3 separate regions of the Mus musculus genome follow, and regions 2 and 3 are each linked to region 1. Evidence: chromatin loops called from intact Hi-C (ENCODE). Cell type or tissue: heart. All regions are shown on one strand.

What was found. Peaks named below come from ENCODE experiments on the same cell type or tissue, not always from the same donor. Only the 100,000 strongest peaks of a DNase experiment are listed, where the experiment ranks them.
Region 2: a loop joins it to region 1, with 4 times the contacts of the local background. A loop is called at or near these places in 9 of 42 quality-filtered maps.
Region 3: it touches region 1 in a loop (2.1-fold over the local background); 18 of 42 quality-filtered maps call a loop at or near these places.

What each region holds. Positions count from the first base shown.
Region 1 is chr6:134,603,449-134,611,448 of GRCm38, forward strand. Mansc1 (MANSC domain containing 1) reads right to left here. Exons shown (of 4, transcript NM_026345.4): 4 at 5,759-7,403. The coding sequence ends at 6,520. Gm38910 (a long non-coding RNA gene) reads right to left here and starts at 4,555. Exons shown (of 2, transcript XR_869496.1): 1 at 2,227-4,555; 2 at 1,784-2,093. In heart, CTCF peaks have their summits at 560 (motif pointing right) and 4,052 (motif pointing left); DNase peaks (open chromatin) are centred at 3,233 and 4,073; H3K27me3 peaks cover 636 bases.
Region 2 is chr6:134,465,411-134,473,410 of GRCm38, forward strand. It overlaps Lrp6 (low density lipoprotein receptor-related protein 6), which reads right to left. Exons shown (of 23, transcript NM_008514.4): 13 at 5,279-5,481; 14 at 3,233-3,444; 15 at 2,099-2,289. Among named protein-coding and RNA genes, the nearest start is that of Gm52921, 18 kb to the left of the region's middle. In heart, a CTCF peak has its summit at 4,080 (motif pointing right); a DNase peak (open chromatin) is centred at 5,641; H3K4me3 peaks cover 653 bases; H3K27ac peaks cover 566 bases.
Region 3 is chr6:133,956,389-133,964,388 of GRCm38, forward strand. No RefSeq gene overlaps it. Among named protein-coding and RNA genes, the nearest start is that of Gm46977, 75 kb to the right of the region's middle. In heart, a CTCF peak has its summit at 4,505 (motif pointing right); a DNase peak (open chromatin) is centred at 4,493.

The sequences.
Region 1 (8,000 bases):
ATCTGGTTGCCACTGTACCTGGTCAGCCCGGCACAGAATGCCCTCCTGGTTAGGGGGCTTAGCTAAGGTCAGTACATTCAGCATTACATATGCAGTTTCAGTGACCGTAAAATAATAGGGCCAGGAAGGTCGTTCAATTGGTGTTTGTCTAGCAGACACCAACCAGATTTTGGTGGGCACACAGGATGAATAGGAGTTCAAGCGCCTCCTTGACTACACAGAGAGTTTAAGGCCAGCCTGAGATAGATGAGGCTCTGCCTCAAAACGAACAAAATAAATAACAATATGCCTTTGCCTGCTGTGGTTCCTCTGTCCGGTCCCGCATACCTTGTCTTAGCCACTTAAGAGCATAAGCGCTGCTCCAGATTACAGTCCCTCCATTGCCATTTCTGTTTTCTTCGTTTTGTTCTCTTACTTGCTTGGACCCCACCCAGTAGGTTAGAGTGGCTGGCCTGTGAGCCCCAGGGATCTACCTGGTTTTGCCTCCACAACACTGGAATTATGATTATGAAGTTCTTTTTTTTTAAAAAAAGATTTATTTATTATATATAAGTACACTGTAGCTGTTTTCAGACATACCAGAAGAGGGCATCAGATTTCATTACAGATGGTTGTGAGACACCATGTGGTTGCTGGGATTTGAACTCAGGACCTCTGGAAGAGCAGTCTCTGTTCTTAACCACTGAGCCATCTCTCTAGCCTGGTTCTTGTTTTTTAAAAACACATTTTTTGGGGGGATTGAATTTACAAGGCTACCCCATTACCATATCCCCTTTTGTTGGAGACAACATTTTGGTTTCCAGTAAAGAGGGTTCAGTTATCATGGCTGGAAAGGCTGGTTGTGGGAGTAGTGGGAGTGCAAAGCTGCTAACATCTGGGTAGATCAGAGAGCAGAGAAAGTCTGCCCACATTCCCTAACTCATATACTTCTTGTCTGACTACATCTGCGTTTCCTTTTGTGCCTTGAAAAGGAAACCCAGTAGCTGTCACAGTGCTGGGCGCCTAAAGGTGTCAAAGTTAACCACAAGGTTTCTCCCTGGCTTGCTCCCTCCCTCCCTCCCTTCCTCTCTTTCTTTCTTTCTTTTCCGACACTGGAATTGAACTTAGGGACTCAAATATCCTAGACAAATACTCTATCACCATACTATATTCTGTCCCTCCTCCACTTTGTGGTGATGGTGCTGGGAATCAAACCCATGGCCTGGAAGAAACTAGGTGAATGCTCTACCATTGAGCTATATCCCCCAAGCCCTCTAATCATTATGTATTGATCACCAATTCAATGCAAAGGCTATCATAACTCAAAGGCAGATAAAGCAAGGATGTAAGGGTGGTGGACCAGGTCAGACAAGTCCTGCAGCTCTCTAAGCTGTGTTTTTCTCACCCTTTACAACATATAATTAGGATCAAATGGGGTGGAAGGAGAACGCACTCTAGCCACAGATGGCAAACGATAAATGGCTCTAACAGATGAAACGCGTTGTAAGATGACTGCCAACCTTCCAGACACTTTTCAGATTGCCAGGTAGAAAAGGTAGCCACATGAAAAGGCAAAACCAATCAGGCTGGGTAGCACATGCCAACAGTCGAAGCTACTTTTGAGGAGGCGGGAAACCATTTGACCAAAAAAAGTGAAAGTTGGTATCAAGATGTTGAGGCAGGAGGATCTCTGTGAGTTTGAGGCCAGCCTGAACTACACGAGACCAGGAAGAACAACAGTCACCTTGGAAGAGCATAGACATAGGGGTAATACGTGATCTTGGTTTTAAAGATGAGAGGAAACTTGCCAGGTACAAAAGGAAAGTTTATTTACAAGCACACTGGGTATCTTGACTTGTCTACGGATCAGGCATGTTAAAGAAGTGGTGGGAAGGGCTGGGTACTTAAATCTCAGATCTTGTGGGAGGGAGGCAGATGGTACCACCTTCTTTCTTTGGCCAGCATGTAGGGAACAATAGAGTGCTTGCCTAGAGTACTGCTTACTTTTATGTCAGCTTGGCACAGCTAGAGTCATCAGAGAGGAGGGAGTCTCAAGTGAGAAAGGCTTCAAGAAGCAGTGTATACAGTGCCCACAGTCCATGTGAAGGATCCACCTGGGGGGAGATATGCAAGAACTCCTAGATGCTTCGCCACTGACTCTACAGACCACCTACCTACATGGGATGGGAGGAGGGAGAGGGTGTGCTGGCCATTGTGGCCTTTCACTCCAAAGTGCCGGTGCTGTACCTGCTGACAGAGTTCATGGTCCCGACTACCAAGATGTCCTCGGAGTGCCGCAGGAATGTCAGGTGGGCAGAACACAGCAGCCTTAATAGAGTGAGAAGTCCAGGGAGAGAGCCGGGCAGCCTCTGCCTGTAGCCAATGATGGTTCTTTCCATCCAGGTGTGGGCATAGAAGACTGAACCACGGGGCATGTTCTGTTCAAGGCCAGCAAGCCAGGTACCTCCTGTGTCCACAGGAAAGCCTGTGTCCTAGCAGAGCCGCAGGCTTTCTATGGGAGTAAAAAGCCAAGACACCTGACCAGTGCCTGTTATGAGCTCTTTATAAGCCATATTCAAAAACCTTTTGTTTTGCAGGATAGCTTCATTTGTCATTTAATATTAAAAACGAAAGTGTCTGCATTGAGAAAAGAAAATTAAAGGCTGTAGATGAGTCAGGTGTGGTGGCACAGCCCTGAAAACCCAATACTGAGGAGGTAGAACCAAGAGGTTCAGGAGTTCAAGGCCAGCCTCAGCTATAGAATACTTACAAAGCTAGTTTACTCTACCTGAGACCTGGTCTCAAGAATTAAACCAACAAGAATGCCGTTAATCCAAGTGCTTCCTTACCAGACACCGGCAGAGCCTGGCCTCACAGCGTCTCTTACCTAAGCTATGGATGGCTACAGCCTCCTCTCTGATTGCTTCATTTACGAAGCATTTAGGAGAAAGCATTTTGGATGCTTGTGCAAGCTTGTAATCCCAGATGTTCAGGAGGCTGATCTGAGTCAAGAGGATGGCGAGTACAGGACCCGCCTGACTGCAGAGCTGAATTTAAGGCTAGCTGGGGCAACTTAGCAAGACCTTGTTTCAAAAGGAAAGGAAAGGGGTAGGGCTGCTCAGTGGTCAAAGTTGAGAGGAGAAAAAAAAAAAAAGAGGGGGAGCAAGTTGGTAGAATGCTTGCCTGGCATGCACAAAGCCCCTGGGTCCCCATCCTAGCCCGGCCTAACACCAAGCACCATGGCGTACATCTGCAATCTCAGCACTCAGGAAGCAGAAAGGAGGGGGGTCAGAAGTTCAAGCACATCCTTGCCTACGCAGCCAACTGGAAGCCAGCCTGGACTCCATGACCCCATGGCAAAGAGACGGAAAAGAAGGAAGAGAGAGAGGGGGGAGGGGGAGGGAAAGGAGACATTTAGAGCCAGGCGTTGTAGAACATACCTGTAAGTCTATACTTCTAAACTGAAGGCAGGAGGATTGAGAAACCGTGGTCAGCCTGGGCTAGAGTGAGAACTCAAAAAGAGGAAGAAAAAAAGCAAGTCTTTCATCCCAGGAAAGGTGGGCACTAAGTGGAGGCAAGGAGGCAGGAGGCAGCTTCCATAAACATACAGAGAGAGCCTTTCTCTTTCCTCTCCAAGCCCACTAACGAGGAGGGGAGCCGTTTCCAACTCCCAAGGCACTTGGTTACAAATCTGATTCTGCTCTACAAGTGGATATTCAAAAAGCTGCTTGTTCAACCATCGCCAGGCTTTATTTATTCAACCTCCTTAAAGCTTGTGTAAGCTCCTTGGAGAGCTGTGTCAAGCTGGTAAATTGGAAAATACATGAAAAAAAAATGGACTTTCAATAGGCCAGCTTTTCTCTCAAATTCGTTTTACCCAGACTGTGGTGGTGGTGGTGGTGGGGGGGAGGCAGTTATTAGGAGAATGGAGGGGAAGAAGGCCTTGAGGAAAGAGGAGGTGAGGAGAGAAGAGGTGAGGAGGAAGGGGAGAAGCCCTTGGGTCATTTTCTCCTTCTGCCTTCCTGGCTACCCTTGTTAATCAGCTACTGCCCTCTAGTGCTTGCTGTTTAGGTCACATGTGAAGTCCAAAGTGTGTGTGTGTTCAGTGTATGTATGTGCCAGATTGTATGTATACATATACACATATAGGTACCTGTGCGGGGCCAGAGGGGATGGATGTTCGATCACCTGGAACTAGAGTTACAGATGGTTACAGCTGTAGGCTGCCGGCAGCTGAACCCCAGGCCTGTGTAAGAACAGCAAGTGCTCCGAACTGCTGAGTCAGCTCTCCATTTTTACCTTTAAAAACCACGTTTAGGGCCTTAGGAAAATAGCTCAGTCAGGAAAAGGCTGAGATCAGATCCCAGCAGCCACTTAAAAAGCAGGTGTGATGGTGCATTCTGGAATCCTAGCACCGGGGAGGTGAGACAGGGGGATTCCTGGAGCTCACTGGCCAGTTAGTCTTGACAAACGGTAAGCTCCATATTCAGCAAGAGCTTGGATTAAACAAAATAAATAAGGCGTAAAGCAGAGTGGTGGTGGCGCACACCTTCAATCTCAGCACTCAGGAGACAGAGGCAGGGGGATCTCTGTGAGTTCCATGTCAGCCTGGTCTACGAAGCTAGTTCTAGGACACACACACACACACCAAACCTGTCTTGAAAAAGAAGCTAAATAAATAAATATATAGGTGAATCGTAGAGGAAATGACCTGTGTTAGTATCTTGACTGTCAACGTGACACACCTAGAAAGACTGTCTCCTCCATGATATTGACCTCTGTCTGATGGATGAAGGAGGGGGACCCAGCTCACTGTGGACAGTACATCTCTACACAGATGAACCTGGGCTATATAAGAAAGGAGCAAGCCCATCCGCAGGGGTTCTCGTGATTTCTGCTTCAGTCCCTGCTTTAGTTGCTGCCCCGTTTCCCTCATTGGTGAGGTTTGACCAGGAAATGTTGCTTGGTCATGGTATTCTTCACAAGAACAGTGTCAAACTAGACACCACCTGACACTGACCTCTGGTCTCTACATACGTGTGCAAACACAAATATGTACTAACCTGTTTATATCTGGATGGTTCTACCATTCTTGTATAGCCAATAAGCACATTGAAATCCAGAGATGAGAGGTCCAACGGACCCAGATGGTCTTCTCCACTCTTAGTTACCCTAACCCCACTTGTCTGGCAAAATCTCTTCCTTATCAACATTTCCCCAAAATTGCAGAACGCAACCAATAAAAAGTATAGTATACTAATCAAAATGCTACATATTACTTCTGATATCATTCCCAGTGAACCTGTAATTGATGGTTGTTCAAGTTTAGATAGTCATAAGTAATGTCAGAAATTTTTAGACTTGGTACAATTTTAGAAAATGTTAGCACTTTTTAAAAAAAAGTTAGGCCTAATCCTAAATCCCTTGTTTGGCTGTGTATAAGAACTAATTAACTAGCCAGTCACGGGGTGGGGGAGGGGAGCACATACTTGTAATCCCAGATCTTGGATGGCAGAGGCAGGAAGATCAGGAATTCAAGACCACCCTTGGCTCCGTGGAGAGTTTGAGGCCGGTCTAGGCTACGTGAGGCATTGTCTTAAACAAATAAATAACAAAAAACCGTCGTCTCCATGGTGGACTAACACTCTGCTAAGATCCTCCCTAAGGAACTTCTTTGGTCATTGGTGGGAAGAGAGGTCGTAGGTTTTCAGCATGGGGTGCCTGCTTCCCCACTCCCTCACTTTGCTGATGGGAAGAAATTGAAAGCTATCCAGCTGGCTGTGCCGCCAGAACAAGAGATTTATTCAAATATTTAATTGGAGGAAGATACATCTGGAATGAATTTTATTGGAATTCATATAAAATAAAAAAATAAAAATAAAAGAGGACCCATTAAAACTCGTATCAAACAGTTGCCATTATCTGGAATGGGGAATAGTAATGAATCAGAGCTCAGATGTCCTAAACCAACAAGCTGTCTTGATCTAAAGCCAGATACTACGTTTCTAGTTTATATTTAAGTATACTTAACATTCTAGTTAGGAATTATTTTCAGCTACTATGTTACAGACAGATCACTCAGTAACTTAACTTAGTTTCTTTTAACCCTTCTTCTCTTCCTCTTTAAAAAAAAAAGCCAAACAGACAAACAGAAAGTGGTTGGACTGAGGGATGGCTCAGAAGGAGATGGCTTGCCTAGCATGCAGAGGACCCTGACCTGTATGTAGTATTGGGAAAAAAAAAATTAAAAAAAATTTTTTTAATTAAAAATCCAGACATGGTAGTGAAAATCTGCAATCCCTGAACTCAGGAGGCAGAGGCAGGAAGATCAGGAGTTCAAAACCAGCCTGGGCTACCTGAGCCTGTTTCGAAAAGGAAAAGGAAGAGGAGGGAGAGGAGGGAGAGGAGGGGGAGGGGGAGGGGGAGGGAAGTAGGGCTATTCTTCAAGATACAGTTCCTGCTGAGACCGGCTGGGCAGAAGGGACACAGGTGCGATTGGCAATGAGTTCTTACATGAACTAAGAGATACCGAACTTGTCTTTAGATGTCAACATAGATCCCGTTGATCAAGTAGTCAAGTCTTGAATACCGTTTCCTACGGAGGGCTTCAACCAGCATCCTACCCAAGAGGACGAGACCTATTACCAGAAACAAAACACCACAAAGGAGGGTCCCAATGAGAAGCCACTTCTCAAATGAAAGGCCATGCTGGCTTTTTGGACCCTTGTTCAGCGATGCGCTGCCTACACTGACCCTCCTGTCCTCCCAGGAAGCAGTCTTGTTTGTAATGGAAGACTCTGAGGTTGAGCTTTTCCCGTGCCTCGGGTCTGAAGTCAGCGTAGAGCCTCCTTGAAAGGGCATTGTTTCTAAGATGCCTTTGGAGTCTGTATGTGCCTGAAAGGTGTTAGTCAAAGCTGCCTGATGTGTAACCACGGGTGTAAAACTTGTAGACCCTGGGACTCCTGGGAGCTTCGAGGTCACGGTGGTGACAGGTGATGCTGTGGTGGCCTCCTTCTGCTTCAAAGTCTTAGCTGTCACTGAAATGCTGGTCAACAGAAGCTCAGGCTTCAGGGTGGCAGAGACGTTACGGAGGGGAGCCACAGCTACAGTGGTAGGTGGAGTCGGCACAGTTTTAGGGAGCAGATGAGCCATTTTTAGTTCTGAGGGAAGCTGTAAACTCTGAGAATGGCTTTTTTCTTCAGGGAGCTGCATGCTTGTTTCATCAGCCTTGATGTGTTTGCGCAAGTGCAGGGGGGCTGTGGACTTCAGAGAAGATCTGTCACTCCAAGACAGGCCGGTGGGCTTTGGGTAACCTGCTGGGGTACGAAACCCAGGGGTGGCTCCTGGTGACGAATGGTCAAGTAAGAGAAACTCTCCTTGTGTTAACTGTTGGAGTGATGAATTAGCGCTGGTCAGCGGAAAATCTGAAAGTATAAAGAAAATCAGAAGAAGAGTTAAAATGTCCATGGTGTGTATGTATATAGTACAAATGTTTGCTATGTCCCCAGACTCGATACCTGATGCACGTGCTGGTGAGTTGGTTGTTGTTGTTTTGTCAATTTATAGAAATCACAGTCACCTGGGAGGGGGAGCCTCAGCTGAGAAAACGCCTCCATCAGATTGGCCTGTAGACAAGTCTTTCAAGGCGTTTTCTTGGTTAACGATTGATATGGGCAGACTTGGCCCACTGTGGGTGGTGCCACCTCTGGGCAGATGGTCTTGGGTTGTATGAAAAAGCAAGCTGAACCAGCCATGGAAAGCAAGCCAGCTTTCCTCCAGAATGTCTGCACCGGTGCCTGCCTCTAGGTTTCTGCTTTGACTTCTTCCCTCGGTGATGGACTGTGATCAGAATATATAAGCCAAATAAACCTCTTTCTCCCCAGAGTGCTTTTGGTCAGTGTTTTATCACAGAAATAGAAAACAAGCTAAGAAAAGGGTGTGTGTGTGTGTGTGTGTGTGTGTGTGTGTGTGTGTGTGTGTGTGTGTGTGTGTGGAGAGATAGCTCAGCAGTTAAGAGCACT
Region 2 (8,000 bases), 140 kb before region 1:
TGGTAAAGTTTTATCTCATGGGCTGGAGAGATAAACTAGTGGTTAAGAGCACTGGCTGCTGCTCTTCGAGAGGACCGAGGTCTGATTCCCAGCACCCACATGGCAGCCCAGTCATCTGTAACTCTAGTCCCAGGGAATCCTCCACAGGTACCAGGCACAGATGTGGTGCAGAGACATGCATTCAAGCAAAAACGTTTTTTTGTTTTTTTTTTAAACTATGTCTCAAAACAGTAGAAAAGACAGAATGCGAAGTTTCTTGTCTTATCAGCAAAAGGAGGCTCATATAAATGTAAAAAGTACAAGACAACTACAGAACAAAACTTCCTTCAACAAGGCTAAGATTGATCCAAATTCTTTTTCATATATGCAACTTAATTATCATATATGTAACTTAACAGTAAATTCATATTCTGAATCCACAGAAAATTCTAGAAACTGAAAATGGAAATGGCAGATGGGCTGCTCAGGAGGAGCAGGCAGGCAGGATACCTCAAGTTTGCAGCCCATGTGGGTAACCCAGTTAGACTTTCAGGGGTCGGGAGGAGATATGAGTTATAAAAAAACAGGGAAATCAATACAACATAAATTTTGTTCAGTTTCAATAAATAAGGTGAAAAACTTTGTTACTGTGCTAAAAATTTGTTTGTTTTGGGTGTTTGTTTTATTTGGTTTTGTCTGTATGTGTCTGTACACGCATGTATGCTTTTTTAAAGAGAGGGTTTCTGTGTGTGCCTTGGAGGTCTTGGAACTTGCTCTGCCACCTCCGCCTGGCTGTGAAGTGTATTTTAAACGACTAGACTGGTTAAAGCCTCCAACACTGCCAGGTGCTGGAGAGACAACTCTCATAAAATTTTGACAGGGTCTTTAGACTAATGTGAATTGTGGAGAGAATCTATGTATATATGTCTGTATGTTACTGTCTGTATTATATGGAAATTCCACCACTACTTTTAGGTCACAGAGTAATGTTCACAAGATCCATGTAGCACTGTGGAGGTTGGTTGCTTTTGGTTTTTGTTTTGCTTTGTTTTTTTGCTTTTTTTTTTTGAAATGGGGTATTGGTATTAGGCCAGGCAGGCCTCAAAATCAGTATCTTCCTGCTTTAGTTTCCAAGAGGAATTAGAGCCTTCATCACAATTGCCTTACTTATTCTTGAATGGAACTGATAAGCAGCATGCAGACATGTTACAATGTATTTTTCCAGGAAAGATGATCACAAATAATGCTCAGTGAATACAAGGGTAGTATTTATATAAGACATAACATCTAAAAGGGAAACTATCCAATCAAAGGTTATCTCCTTTAAATGTTGATAATTATTGGCAAAATGTTCCACACTAAAGGTTCTGCTGTTTCTACTGGATTTGGGTTATGGAGCTAGGACTCAGCCCAGCCCGTCAGGCAAGTGCTCGCGCCTGCGCTCAGCTCCACTCTGAGGAGAGTGTGTTATTTCCGCCATCCTGACAAGCGCTGCATACAATAAACCTTAACATACTTTTGCCACTTTGACAAAAATAAACAGTGCATTTCAATCTTATTTTCCTGGTCACTAGCGAGGCCATCATGATTTATGATAGAAGAGGTAACTGATTACAAGCAGAGGACCATAAAAGTAAAACGTTAACAGTGTGAGAATGTACGTGATGCCTTTGTGAAGGGTGAGTACCAACTTGAGCCAAGTAGGAGCACAGCCAGCTCTTCCTTGGTTGAGAATACTCTCCAGACTTAACAAGAGACACGAGGAGTCACAAGTCAGATGTCTGCATATGTAAAATTTGTTTGTGAATGTTTACACATGCAAACTTTTATATAGAAAAATGAGTTGAGAGACCAGTCACAGGCTAGAGTTCAGAGAAGACAAGAGTGTAAAAGTCGAGGAGAAGAATTAGGAAAAGATACATGATTTTCAGATCAATAAAACTAGTGAGTAATTAGGGAACAAAGGAAGTAATTAAAGATCTCCTTAACTAACATGATGCTAAATATATCTAATGATAAAATTATAATCATGTATAAAAATAACATGGGAAGAATACAAATTCACAGCACTGAAACCATTTTAAAACTCAAATTAAAATACAGAGACACTTCTGGGTACCTGAGAGATCACTGCTTTCAATTCGCCGGAGATCTGAGTCAGCCCAGAAGAGCTTGCCCAGCTTGCTATCAAGAGCCAAAGCAATTGGTTTACTTAAGCCACTGAAAAAGAGGACCTCTCGTTCTGTACCATCCAATGCAGCCCGTTCAATTTTAGGAGATCTTTCCTGAAGATTGGTAAAATACATATACCTAAAGATAATAGGAGAAAATAAAAAATTGCTGAAGAATCAGAGAAGTTGAGACTAGTCTTGGTAAGATAAACACAGAAAGTACAGCTGATTGGCAGAACCACTGCCTAACACGAGCAAGGCCTTACAAAACACAAACACAAATTTAAAAAGATAAATGGAGGTAAAATACTTTTAAATCTATTTAAAAATGTCCAGCCATGTGGAAACAAACAAAAATTATATATAATTGAGTAAACCTGATATTTCAATGTCTGTTTATATTTTATAGTTGTTAAGTATCTCTATCTCCTCAGGGGTGTACTTTTTACAGTGAGCATACTCAAGCTCTTTCTGTAGCGCTCTGGGGCATGCACTCTGCAGTCAGTCAGTCTCCCAGGCAACAGTGTGCTGGAGCGTCTCACTGCTAAGCACAACTAAGAGGAGCTACCAGTTAACCTTTCTCCAGGTTCTCCTGCCCCGCCCCACCCCGCCTATCTTTTTAAAAAGGTCAAGATAATATACTCCTTTTAATAATAGTAACAAAGGGTACCAAGAAGTTTTCAGAAAATTACATTTTATAGATTAAAAAAAAATAAATCAACGGCCAGAGATATCTAGGTACAAAATTATAAATTATTCCTCTAATTCACCTTTTTAATAACTAAAAATGAGACATACAGATAAATCTTTTATAGAGTCCATCCCTTTTCTGTAACTCTAAGAGTGATTGAGCCTTTTCCCTACTAACATCCCAGGCATCTATTCAGATGTAACTGAGCATTGAATTGTTCATCAAATGCAAAGCTCTATTAAATGAAAGAAGACATATCAGAAAATGCAGGAGGAGGGACAAGGGTGGGAAACACTGAGTGGAGTTGTTTGCTGGTGTGAGGACCACTAAAAGAGAAACGAAGGGTGAGGAGGCATCAGAGGCAGTCTCAGGCTGTGGCTTTGGAACATACCCTTTCTCGGGGTTTACCACAATGGCTCGAGGTCTGTCTTGCTCGCCTTTTAGAACCACTCCAACTGATCGTCCATCTAATCTCGTCACATCAATGACATTGGTAGCTTCACAGGTCCAGTAGATGTAACGGCTATAAATATCAATGCTGAGATCATAGGGCTGTATTTCAAGGTTCTGATTTGCGACTGAGTTTGCAACTACATTAAAACCCTAAAGAAAAGAAAGAAACACATAACTCAGACTCCACACCAGACAACCACAAGACAATACACACAATTCTTAATTCGTGTGAGCATACATCAGAAGGGTATCTGGTCTTTAAAAAAGGGTTTGTATGAGTGATGTATTTGCTTATCAAATGCATTTCAGGGCTACTTTAACCTGGAGCAGAAGAGGGTGGTGGGGACAACACAGAGAGGTCCAAGAATCTGATGATGCCTTGATCAGAGAGGAGAACAGCTTTCTTCCAGAGTGATAAACAATGGAAGCTCCAATCACAAACTAGAAATACATCCAGAGCAGTGGTCCCCATCCAAGGGTGATGCTGCACCCACAGGACGCCACAGATGTGGGAATATCCACAGATATTTTGATATCAAGATGTGGAAATCCTACTGGCAACTACTAGGTGAAAGCCAGGAATGCTGCTAAACACCCTGCAGTCTGTGGAGACGCACCCTAGGCCTCCACACCCTCACACACAGACACGCTGCTCTGCAGCTGGGACTTTCCACACTTTAGCTTCCTGCATGCTGGGACTACTGTCCTATATGGGGAAACAGGAATTATTAAAAAAAAAAAAAGATTTATTTATTTATTTCATGTATGTGGGTATACTGGTGCTGTCTTCAGACACACCAGAAGGTGGCATCAGATCCCATTACAGATGGTTGTGAGCCACCATGTAGTTGCTGGGATTTGAACTCAGAACCTCTGGGAGAGCAGACAGTGCTCTTAACTGCTGAGCCATCTCTCCAGCCCAATAGCAATTATTATTATATTACTATTATTAATGTAATATTTTCTTACAAAGTCAACCAAAAGCACATTTTTCTATATAGTCGGTCCAAATAAATTTTATTTCATTTACTAGGATTCTGAGTTAATACAACTTCAAAAAGATCTTTCAAAAAGATATCTAATTTATTTGCCGTGTCTTTGGCTGTGTAATTTCTATCTACCAGTTACTGGCCACTAGCACTGGCCTATGAGAATAAGGTACAGATGGAGTACAAGGTATGAGCACGCTGCTAACACTGCTAAATGATCCTCAGCACCCTATACATGACATCCTCCTTGTTCTTCACCGTAAGGTACTTGAGTAATCTCATTTCCCTATATTTTAACACACTCAAAATGTAAAGTGCTTGCTGTAAAGAAGACAGCCAACGGCTGCTGTCATTTGAAGCTTACACTGGCTGAGCCCAGAGACGAAGGAAGTGTAAATAGTACTGAAATCCATGCCTCGTACATAGGCATGTACTGATGATATCATCATGAGACTGATAATATCATTATTCTCATTCTGCAGTCCCCAAATAGTTACCAAGAAATACTGGATCAAACTGTTGGAGTTTTTATTTTTTGCTAAGATTATGTTTTTTACTCAATGAGTCTTTTAAGTAAAAGGTAATTAGTGATATAATTATATCTGTACAACCCCTATCATTAACAGGTAGAGGCTTTATGCCTTGCATTATGTTCAATCAAAAAAGTTAACTGAGATTTCTAATGAGTGACAGAGCTGGGATCGGAACTAAGACCTACTTGATTTCAAGACCTGTACTTCTGCACAGACCAGGATAATGGAAAGATAGCAAGAGTAGATGTAACCAGTGGTCAAAGTCACTAACGACCTCTTTTCCCTGATAAAATGTCCAACCCAGCGCCACCATCATCATGTCTCTAGGGTACAGTTAACTTGAGAAGTTAAAAATAAAAAGTATGATCTCTGCACTTCCATCTCCCCTGTACACAAATGAAGCAGTGGGGACGGTTGAAGCAATTCTAGTCAGCAATGAACTCTGGATTAAGCCCGAGTTACCTGGCCACCATCTTCATGTGCCTTTCGTATGGAGTTTTGTCGAGAGTCAATCCAGTAGAGCTGCTTGTCCAAAGGGTCATAGTCAATGGCCCGGACGTTCCGAAGGCTGTGGATAGGAAGGATGATGTCAGGGCTCTGTTGTTCATCAATCACCATGCGGTTGATGGCGCTCTTCTGACTGAAGAGCAGGAAGGTGGTGGGAGCTTTAAAAAGAAAAGAGCAAATCTAAAACACAGTGAGGGACTGGGGCTTCATCAGCCGCGAGGTTTGGCGAGGCGGTTACTGTATCTCCAACTGGAAGGGCTTGGTAAAGCTAAGGGAAGAAGGCTTTGGCACGCGTCCAGAACCGTCCTTCAAAGGGAGAACACTCAGCACTCGGCTTATCAAGCTGTTGTAACTGTTCCCCGCCCTGTCCCTCCGCCTGCTTCTTCTTCCTGCTTTCTCTGATGGTGCTGATGGTGCTGTGCTGCCCAGAGCGGTTCTGTTGGTTTACCTCTAAATCCCACCCACACCTCCGGGACCATTCCCCAGCCTCTGTGTGGCTTCCCTTGACCTCCTCCGCGCCCAGGCAGATGAGATTCTCCCAGTCTGATTCCCACGCTCACTCTGTGTCTCTTTAGTCACTCTACTCCTTTCCAGTTGGCCTTTACCTAACTATTTTCAGTTACATAGTTATTACTAGACCTTTGGCTCCATTGTAAGTGACTGATATGTCTTCTCTCATTTAATAGAGCTTTGCATCTGATGAACAATTCAATGCTCAGTTACATCTGAATAGATGCCTGGGATGTTAGCAGGGAAAAGGCTCAATCACTCTTAGAGTTACAGAAAAGGGATGGACTCTATAAAAGATTTATCTGTATGTCTCATTTTTAGTTATTAAAAAGGTGAATTAGAGGAATAAGTTACAATTTTGTACCTAGATCTCTCTGGCCATTGATTTTTTTTTTTTACCTCTAAGATTTATTTATTTTATATATTTGAGTATAGTATTACAGTCTTCAGACACACCAGAAGATGGCATGAATCCCATTAAAGATGGCTTTGAGGCACCATGTGGTTGCTGGGATTTGAACTCAGGACATCTGGAAGAGCAGTCAGTGCTCTTAACTGCTGAGCCATCTCTCCAACCCCCTGGCCATTGGTTTTCAATCATCTAGCCTGTTTTTTTGTCTTACAAAAATACCAAAGATCTTATTTTTAATTAATCATTTAATAATAACATAAAAGGTTATAGATTTTATTTGCTTTGCAGGGAGAAGAAGGAAAAAGTGATAAACAAAAAAACAACTAATAATAGATTGGAACGTAGCTCAGTGAGAGAAGACTTGCCTAGCCTGCATGAGGCCCTGGGTTCAAGTCCCTATAGACACTTTAACACTTATCATGTATAATCTTGAAAGCAAGCATTAAGGTCAGCTGTAGTGCCTCTAATCCTAGTACTCTGGAGACTAAGGCAGAAGAGTCACTGCAAACGCAAGACTTAGATAGGGTGAAGCTGTCTAAAACCAAGAACCCCCACCCCAAACAAAACAAAACAAAACAAAAATAGGGGCTGGAAAAAAACAGCTTAGTGGTTAAGAGTGCCTGCTGCTCTTGTAGAGGATGTAAGCTTAATTCCCAGTACTCACATGGCAGATCACAAGTGGCTTTAATCCCAAACCAAGGAGACCTAACATTTCTTAGTGGCCTCCATGGGTACCAGGTATATACATGGCACAAATACATACGTGCAGGCAAACATTCATACACGTAAAACAAAACTTTAAAAAAAAAACACAAAACACAAAACAACAATAAGTATAACTTCACTAAAAAAACGTTGTGTTTCTATGGTAAGATGATACCATTCATGAAATGAGAAGGTGTGCCCAAGACAACACTTCCGTATCCCAGGGACTGAGCCTCTCGTTACTCTGGAGTCATCTCCAGTTCAGGATAACATCTGAGAAGTAGAGAAACGAGGCCAACAGTGATTTTATGGTCAGCCTGTGTTATGTGATGAGAGCCTATCTTCAAAACACAAACAAATGGCATTTGAGAGTGTTACCAGCAACAGGAATACCTAAAAGTACTTTTTAAACCTTAATATAGCCCCTCCCCACTACTGATAAAGATAGTTTGTCAGTACCAATTCTTTAATTTGCTATATATTTCCCTATGTTTATCATTAAATTTAATTTAAGGGGCTGGAGAGACAGCTCACTGGTTAAGAGCTCTTGTTGGTACAAGATTCAATTCCCAGCACCCACATGGTAGCTAACAGCCTTCTGTAACTGTAATTTTCGGGGATCCAGTGAGCACCAGGCATACATGTGACAGACATACTTACAGGCTGGCCAACAGAGCAATGAGAAGAAATTGTAATAATATACTGTAATTTAATTGCCACTATTTGCACTAGGGAAACTACTAAGGAGAATTAGCACCACCCACCTGAACACAGGAGAGCTGACTACCATAAGAGATGGCCACAGAGCGCAGCACAGAAAGAATGCAAGTGCTAGGCAAGAACGGTTTGTATCGTGGGTAGGACTGAAATGGATTGCACTGCGCTACTTAGGACCACATGCAATTTAAAACTTACGAATAATTTCTGGAATTTTCAGTTTATTATTTCCAGATGGAGGCTGACTACAGGTAATGGAAACCACAAAAAATGACGGTGGGGGCAGAGGGCTGCTGTAGTCTATACACAGAGATGTGATGAGACTTTATTTTC
Region 3 (8,000 bases), 650 kb before region 1:
ACAAAGTCCTTTACCGTTCTTCAGAAATGAAAGATTCCAATCTTCAAAATTTTTACCAACTACTTATTCAACATAGGGCCAATATCCAAAATGCATAAAGAACACACACACACGAAAAAAAAACTAGATATCAAAGTAACATATAGGCTACACAGCCAGGGCATGGAGCAAGCTGAAGATGATAAGACCTCCTGCCTAGGGCCATGTGATTCAGGGAAGGAGTCTGAGGGGAAACAGTCCCCCTTCCCAATTTGGTTTGTAGTGCCATGCAGCCAGGCAGGAAGAGATCTGAGAAGTCCCCCACCTGTGGCCATCCAGCTCTGGTGGGGAGTGAGCCCAAAACGACCATCAGTCTGGCTCCACAGGGTCCTGGACATGTAACTAGCCTGAGAATACCACCAGTCTGGCACCCCGCAGGCCAGAGAAGGCAGATAACACCTGAGATGACCCTGCCAGGTTGCCACACTGCACAGGTAAGACACTCCTTACACTGCCCTAGACACCCAGAGACCAGAGTTACCACTAAAAGAGGTAAGTAAGTGGTGGAGAAACAGAAGAAAAGAAGAAACAGAAGGATGTGGGCACAGTGAGGAGAGGCAGAACTGAAGAGTAGTAAGAAACAGCCTGGTGTGAGTAGCAGGTGATATCATCTAAGGCCATGGTAAAGTCCTGGCCTGTGCTACCACTAAGGACCATGTCTGGATCCCTGACCCTTCAGCAGCAGTGGTTTGTTACCACCAAAGGCAAAGTGGATATCCTTGGTCTTGGCCACCACCCAGGGTCATGCTGATATCTGAGAGCTATGCAGAACTGGACCCACTCATTGCCTGAGCATTCTGGGAGAGCTGGTCCTGAGGGCTTGAAAGCAGAAGAGCTGGCCCCAACCCTTGCTAGCTGCAGTACTCAGGAGAGCACAGGAACATTGCTAAGAAGCACAGAAGAGCTAACCTTAGTTGCAGGGGACATGGGTGAGCCAACTGGAGGGTGTGAGCATGGGAGAGCTGGCCCAGTGCTCTGCCTACTCAGCACTCCAGAGAGCAGGACCTGCCCCTATCCTGGGCAGCATAGTAGAGCTGGTCCTGTGGTATGGGAGTGTTGAGCCAGCCCCAAGTACATGAGAGTGGGAGAGCTGTTTCTGCCCCTTGCTGGCTGCAGAATTAGATGAGCTAGCCAGAACAGTGCTGGAGGGTTCGGTGTGGTGTGGTATGGTAGATATGGTGTGATGTGAGAGAGCTGGTGGGCTGACCAGCTCAGATACCTTCCAGGCCCAGATCCAGGGCTTTGAACTGGCTCACCCCAACATCTACCCCATTGATGAACTACTGGAACATGTGAAAGAGCCTAGAGATTCAAAACTACAGTATTTCCATGACACAGGGCAACAACACGATCTCCAAGAGGAGTCCCAGTGAGATTCCAGTATTGATAGTGTAGCAGAAGCCAGAGGTCTTGAACCAGACCAGTGACAGGAAGTTATCTGATGTGGGTGCTAAAAATCAAACTGGGGTACCCTGGAAGATTAGCGAAGAATGCTATCAATTGAGCCATCTCTCTAAGCCCCTCCCAATTCTTATCCTCCCCACTTCTAGGCTTTCTCATTCCCATGCTTTAGTGTGTCTTCTGTCCCAAAGAACACAAGACACCATAACTTCACATGAGATACTTTAGTGTATGAGTTGGAGCCCTCATGGAAGTATGTCGAATTTTACCAAGTTCTACAAGGACTTTTTCCATGGGATACTTCATCCTGAGAATGCTGTAAAGAAGAGGGGCGTGGCTAGCCGGACTGAGTTACATCCCAGAGGACTACAAGTATGGGGAGATCCAGGCTGTGTTGGCAGTGACCATCACCAACAGAATAACAAGAACTAGAAAAAGGAGAAGAAGAATTGGAGTCTGAGAGATGATCAGAGTGACAAGGGAGCTGAGTGGGTTGGTGGACTGTTTATCAAACAAAAGAAAAAGAACCAAGAAACAGAGGGTCAAAGAGGGAACTCAGCTGCTGACTTAAGATTGTGCATTCTGAACCAGGCGGTGGTGGCGCACGCCTTTAATCCCAGCACTCGGGAGGCAGAAGCAGGCGGATTTCTGAGTTCGAGGCCAGCCTGGTCTACAAAGTGAGTTCCAGGACAGCCAGGGCTACACAGAGAAACCCTGTCTCAAAAAACAACAACAACAACAACAAACAAACAAACAAACAAACAAAATTGTGCTTTCTGCCCTTCCTACAGTTGAGTGCAGACTGCGCACAGGATATGTCCTTAAATTTTCAGGCAATAAGGATAAGCCTGGAGTTCTTAAAGATTTTCAGGAGACACTAAACATGAATAAATATGTGCATGTTTTTAACATTTTATGTATATTTATGTCATGTGCATGAGTGTTCATCTGTATGTATGTATGTATGTATGTATGTGTGTGTGTGTGTATGTATGTGTGTATGTATGTATGTATGTATGTATGTATGTATGTATTATGTATGTATGATGTGTGTGTGATGCCTGCAGAGGACAGAAGATGGTGCCACATACTCTGCAAGTAAAGTTACAAGTAGTTGTGAGACAGCATGTAAGTGCTGAGACACAAACCTAGGTCTTCTGCAAGAGCAACAAGTGCTCTTCACCATAAAGCCACCTCTCTAGCCCTACAGATAGATAGATAGATAGATAGATAGATAGATAGATAGATAGATAGATAGATAGATAGATACATACATACATACATACATACATACATACATACATACAGTATATATACATACATATTTATACATAGATAGATAGATAGATAGATAGATAGATAGATAGATAGACAGATAGATGATAGATAGGTAGATAGATAGATAGATAGATAGATAGATAGATAGATAGATACATATATACAGTATATATACATACATATATACATACATATTGATAGATAGATAGATAGATAGATAGATAGATAGAGAGAGAGAGAGAGAGAGAGAGAGAGAGAGATGATAGAATAGATACATACATATATACATAAATACAAATACATACATATTTATACATACATACATTTTTCCACAAACTCTTTGGTGGTAATAAATAGGAATATCACTACCTAAAGCATTTGTTTGAGGGCTGGTGCAAAGCCTAGCCGTTAAGACTGCATACTGCTCCTACAGAGGACTGAATTCTATTTCTGCACTAAAGTCAGGTGCTTGTATCTCTATCTCCAGGGGCTACCCTCCTCTGGCCTCCATGAGTGTCTTCATCACATATACATGCCCACATAGACACATGTTATATTTAAAAATAAAATAAATCTTTTAAATTATTTTACTTGCATTTTGGTTTCCTAAGAGACAGTCTTGTTATATAGCCTAGGCTGGTCTCAAACTTGCAATCCACCTGCCTCAGGCACATTAGTGCTGGCACTCAGCCAACAAGGGACTGGAAATATTTCTAGAAGGATGTTTAGTATTCCATCAATTAATCTTATCTCTTAAGTCCAAAATGACTTTTGGTGTGACAACACTCGATGGGAGACAGTTTCCTCCGAAGTTATACATCTGGTTAATACAACTAGTATACATTTGGTTAATCCTTTCTACATAAAACATTAACAATGTCTGGGGAGCTCTTGGCTTGAAGGAGGAGAGAATGAGGCATCCGAGTCAGCAGCGGACTTCGGGTGACTGGTCCATCTCCTCCTGTGACTAAACCATCCCGTGATGTATTTGACCTACTTGGAGACTTGATGATGCAGAGCCAATGAGCCATCGAATGCCGAATCCTGTGTGTCCCAACTTCCACACAGCATTTTAAAGCACCCCAGTTGACCATGAGAAGGTCTTAACTCCTCTCCACCTCCATGACATGGTTGCCTTTCAGAAGTAAGAGAGGGTTCAAACTTGGTTGGGAGTGCCCGCTGCAAAGGCCTCTGACTCTCGCTTGCATTAGGCAATCCAGGCACACACCTCTACTGTCCTGGCAAGAAATTCTAACTCCCACCAGAATGGAAAGAAGCCAAAGCAAGTCAAAACTTTCTTCAAACAGAAGCTCACTAGGAAAACTCTAGGGGAGGGAGAGGAACAGAGTGGCTGCCCTGGCACACAGGGCAGTGACTCATTGAGAAACAACTGCTCCTGCTGCAAGAGTTGTGTTGGAGCCCCAGGGATTTGGGTGGAGGTGACGAGAGCTGTGCTTAAGAGAATATGGACACATGTACTGAAACACTACACTGCGCCCTATAAATATACTGTGGTTATTATGTGCAATTATTAGGAATTAATTTAAAAATTGTTAAATGTTTAAGGTGCAAACATTAGCTACACTGATCTGGTCATTTTGCCTTATATAAAGAAACGTGTACAGTTAAAATAAGAACCAACCGTAAAATGATCTAAAATTCACATGTAAAAATGGAAGAAAAAAATTGCAATGGTCCAGCAAGCAATAGTAGACTCCCTCCAACTTCCTCTTAGAAACTCTGGGTATCTGAAAGTCGTAGCAAAGGATATGCCCAGTAGGTGGCAGCAGGAGATAACTGAACTGAGAGCATACCCCACTTTGACCGATTTCACTTAGTTATTAACACATATGGTGGATTCATTTACTGACTGATTGAATGATCAATGAATGAAGAACTAACTCATCTAAGCTAGAAAACGTCATCATTTGAAATGTTAATATTCTTTTCGTATCCCATCAGTAGCATTGCCGTTTTATTGAGTTTTAGTTAGAAACTGTAGATTGTGTATGTGTTCATATATTGTGAGCATACCTCTCAGGCCTCCCACCCTACTTTTCTTAACCCCTCTTCCCTCTGTTAGTCCCTCTTGCTCCCCTAGGCAGTTTCACTTCTACTTACCTGTCATACACGCATGATTTTATTTTTAAACTGTGTCTCACAATGTAGCCCTGGCTGTCCTAGAACTCACAATGTAGACCAGGCTGGCCTTGAACTCACAGAGATAAGTCTCCCTCTGCCTCCCAAATGCAGGGATTAAAGTTGTGCAACACCACATTCAAATAAATGATGTTTTATTGATAGGTCTATATACAATCTAGGAAGGACAAATGAGAAGAAGTGATATTTGTTTTTTCTAGAATTGATTTAATTCACTTATTATGGTCATCTCTCCTTGCATCTATTTTGCTCTAAAGAACATAACTCCGTTCCTTTCTGTGGCTGAAAAACAAAACAAAACAAAACCCACTACAGCTCCAGGGACCCAATATTTTCAGGAGGTCTTAGGTTAAAGTCACTCACATGTGTATGTGCACACATCCATGCAGGCACTAGCAAACATAATTTTTTTCAAATTCATCTATATGAATTTGAAATATATTTATTACATATAAATTATATGTATAATAATTTATTTTATATATGTATATCACATTCTTTATCCATTCCTCTGTTGATACACCCCTAGATTGGTTCTAGAACTTGGCTGTTGCGAGCATTGATGGGCAAGTGTCCCTGTGATGGAGCTCTTCAGGTAAACGTCACGAGTGCGTGGTACAGCTGGGTCATCCTGTATCTAATTTTAGCTTTTTGAGAAACTGCCGCTCTGACTTCCACAGTAGCAGGCCTAATTACAATTTCACCAGCAGTGTCTAGATACATCTTGTACGGAGCTGATATTAGTAATACACGAACCAAACACACACAACAATAACCAATAGAAAATCATAGGCTAACTCCCTGATGAACATAGATATATTTCGTTTTAATAAAATACTTGCAAGACAAACTGAAGCTCATCCCAAGATCACTCACGGTGATCAAGTTGGCTTTATTCCAAAAGAACAGCGGTTGACCTAGTGTCAAAGAAATTCCCGCTGGCGGGGGATGAGGGCTTCCTCTTCTCAACATCTTCACCAGCACTTTTCTTACTTATTTTCTTAAGGACTGACTGCCGTTCTGACAGGAGAAAGATAAACTCTCAATTTAGCTTTGAATTTGACTTGTTCGTTTTGTGTTGCAGTACCGAGAACTGAATTTAGGGCCTTACACACTGGGCCAGTGTTCTACCTCTGACCTTTATCTCCAGTCCTCAAAAACAAACAAACAAAAAAGTTTTCACTTTTATTTTGAGACAAGGTTTTCCGTTTCCCAGGCTGCCCTTGAATTTATAATTCCCCGAAGGAGCATATATTTCGGGCTGATTTCAGTGAAGATTGGTTAAAGTCTTTCTATTTTAGAGACTTTCAGAAGTTTATTAGATTCAGATAACACTGACAACACACACGCATGCTAATTTAAAAAGAGAATTGAAGACTGACCATAGTTACAGTAACAGCTGAAATACAGGGTTTTAAAGAAGTCAGTATTCACCAGGAAGGCATTTTGCATTTGGAAATAAACAATTGATCTTTGGGTAATTTTAATTGTTTGAGCTGATTGAAATTTAAAACCAGTTTATTTCAGCCAGAAGTGATGGCCTTTGATCCCAGGACATGAGAGGCAACCCTGGTACTCAGTTTCAGGCCAGCTAGCGTGCGTGACTCCTCTCAAACAAACACGAAACAGCTCATTTGACCGGTTCTCCTGGAAAAAGTTCTAGTATAATAGTACGTGTTTGTTTGTTTGCTTGCTTATACTCTTTACTTAATAATAATTAAGATGATAAAAAAAAAAGAAGAGACAAAATGAGCCAGGATGTTAGTGAGGCCCTGGGTTGCACTAATGACTTTTTATTGTGTTTGAGATGGTCAGAGTCCTCATGCCTTGCTTATCCGAGCACACAGAATGCCACATACAAGCCTTCTGTTTGACTTGTCAGAATGAGAGGGGGTCAACTCTTCCTACTCACGCCTGGCAAGGTCTCTGCTAATGAAATAACAACAGTTGGCAATGCTCAGTTGATGCACGAGTGGCAATTTGTGTAGAATATGGGTTCTTTGAGGGCAGCAGCGTTGTCTTATTTCCAGCACCACACCCAATGTCTGACATATATTAAGGGCTCAATAAATATTTACTGCATATGTAGAAACTATCAAGACGTATCTCGGCGAACAATCGTACTTGAATCAGAGCCACATTCTCAGGAGAAGAATAGGAGCCGAGATCATGGGAGCTCATAAGAATGGGACCAGAATCAAAGAAATTAGCATCCTCTAGAGCTGGTGACACCCTTCATTGTCATGCTTATCTGAGGAACTCCTGTTCTCACCCTGTTCAACTCCAGCATGCTAACCATACTGTGACTACACTTAACTGTGTACTGAAGGAAGGCAACTCCCTGACCAAACATTCCAACAAATTTCAAATTTATCATTAGCCTCCCTAATGCTGGAGGACCACTATATCTTTAACATCAGTTTCTTTAAAAAAAAAAAAGAAGAAGAACTATTTATTTTTATTTAAGTATATTATGCATGTATGTATTATGTATGTCCAATTACCTAGATATATATCACATGTATTCAGGTTCCATGGAGGTCAGAAGAGGGTATCAGATCCCCTGAAACTGGAGTTACAGTTGTAACCCATGAGCCACCAGATGTGGGAACAGGTCCTCTGCAAGCCCAGGATGTACTCTTATAGACTGTATCATTTCTCCAGCCCCCAAGAGGGAACTGTATTTTTTAAATGATTGCCCTAGGCCAATGAGGTAGCTTAGCTCTTAAAAAGATTTGCCGTGCAAACCTGACATTCTGAGTTCAATCCTAGGAATCCATGACAAAAGGAAAGAACCAACTCCCAAAAGTTGCTCTCTGACCTACACACATGCACCATGGTACACATGTACCTGCATGCACACTGATTAAATAGCAACACAATAATAATGATACCACTACCAATAGTAAGATTATTATTTTAAATTGTGTCTGTGTGTGTGTGTGTGTGTCTGTGTGTGTGTGTGTGTGTGTGTGTGTGTGTGTGTGTGTGTGTGTGTGTGTGTAGGTAGGTAGGTTGGTTGCTGTGAGAACAGTTGCCCCACAGAGGTCAGAGGAGTTGGACTCTCCTGAAGCTGGAGTTACCGGTAGCTGTGAACCACCTCATGTGATTACTGGGAATTG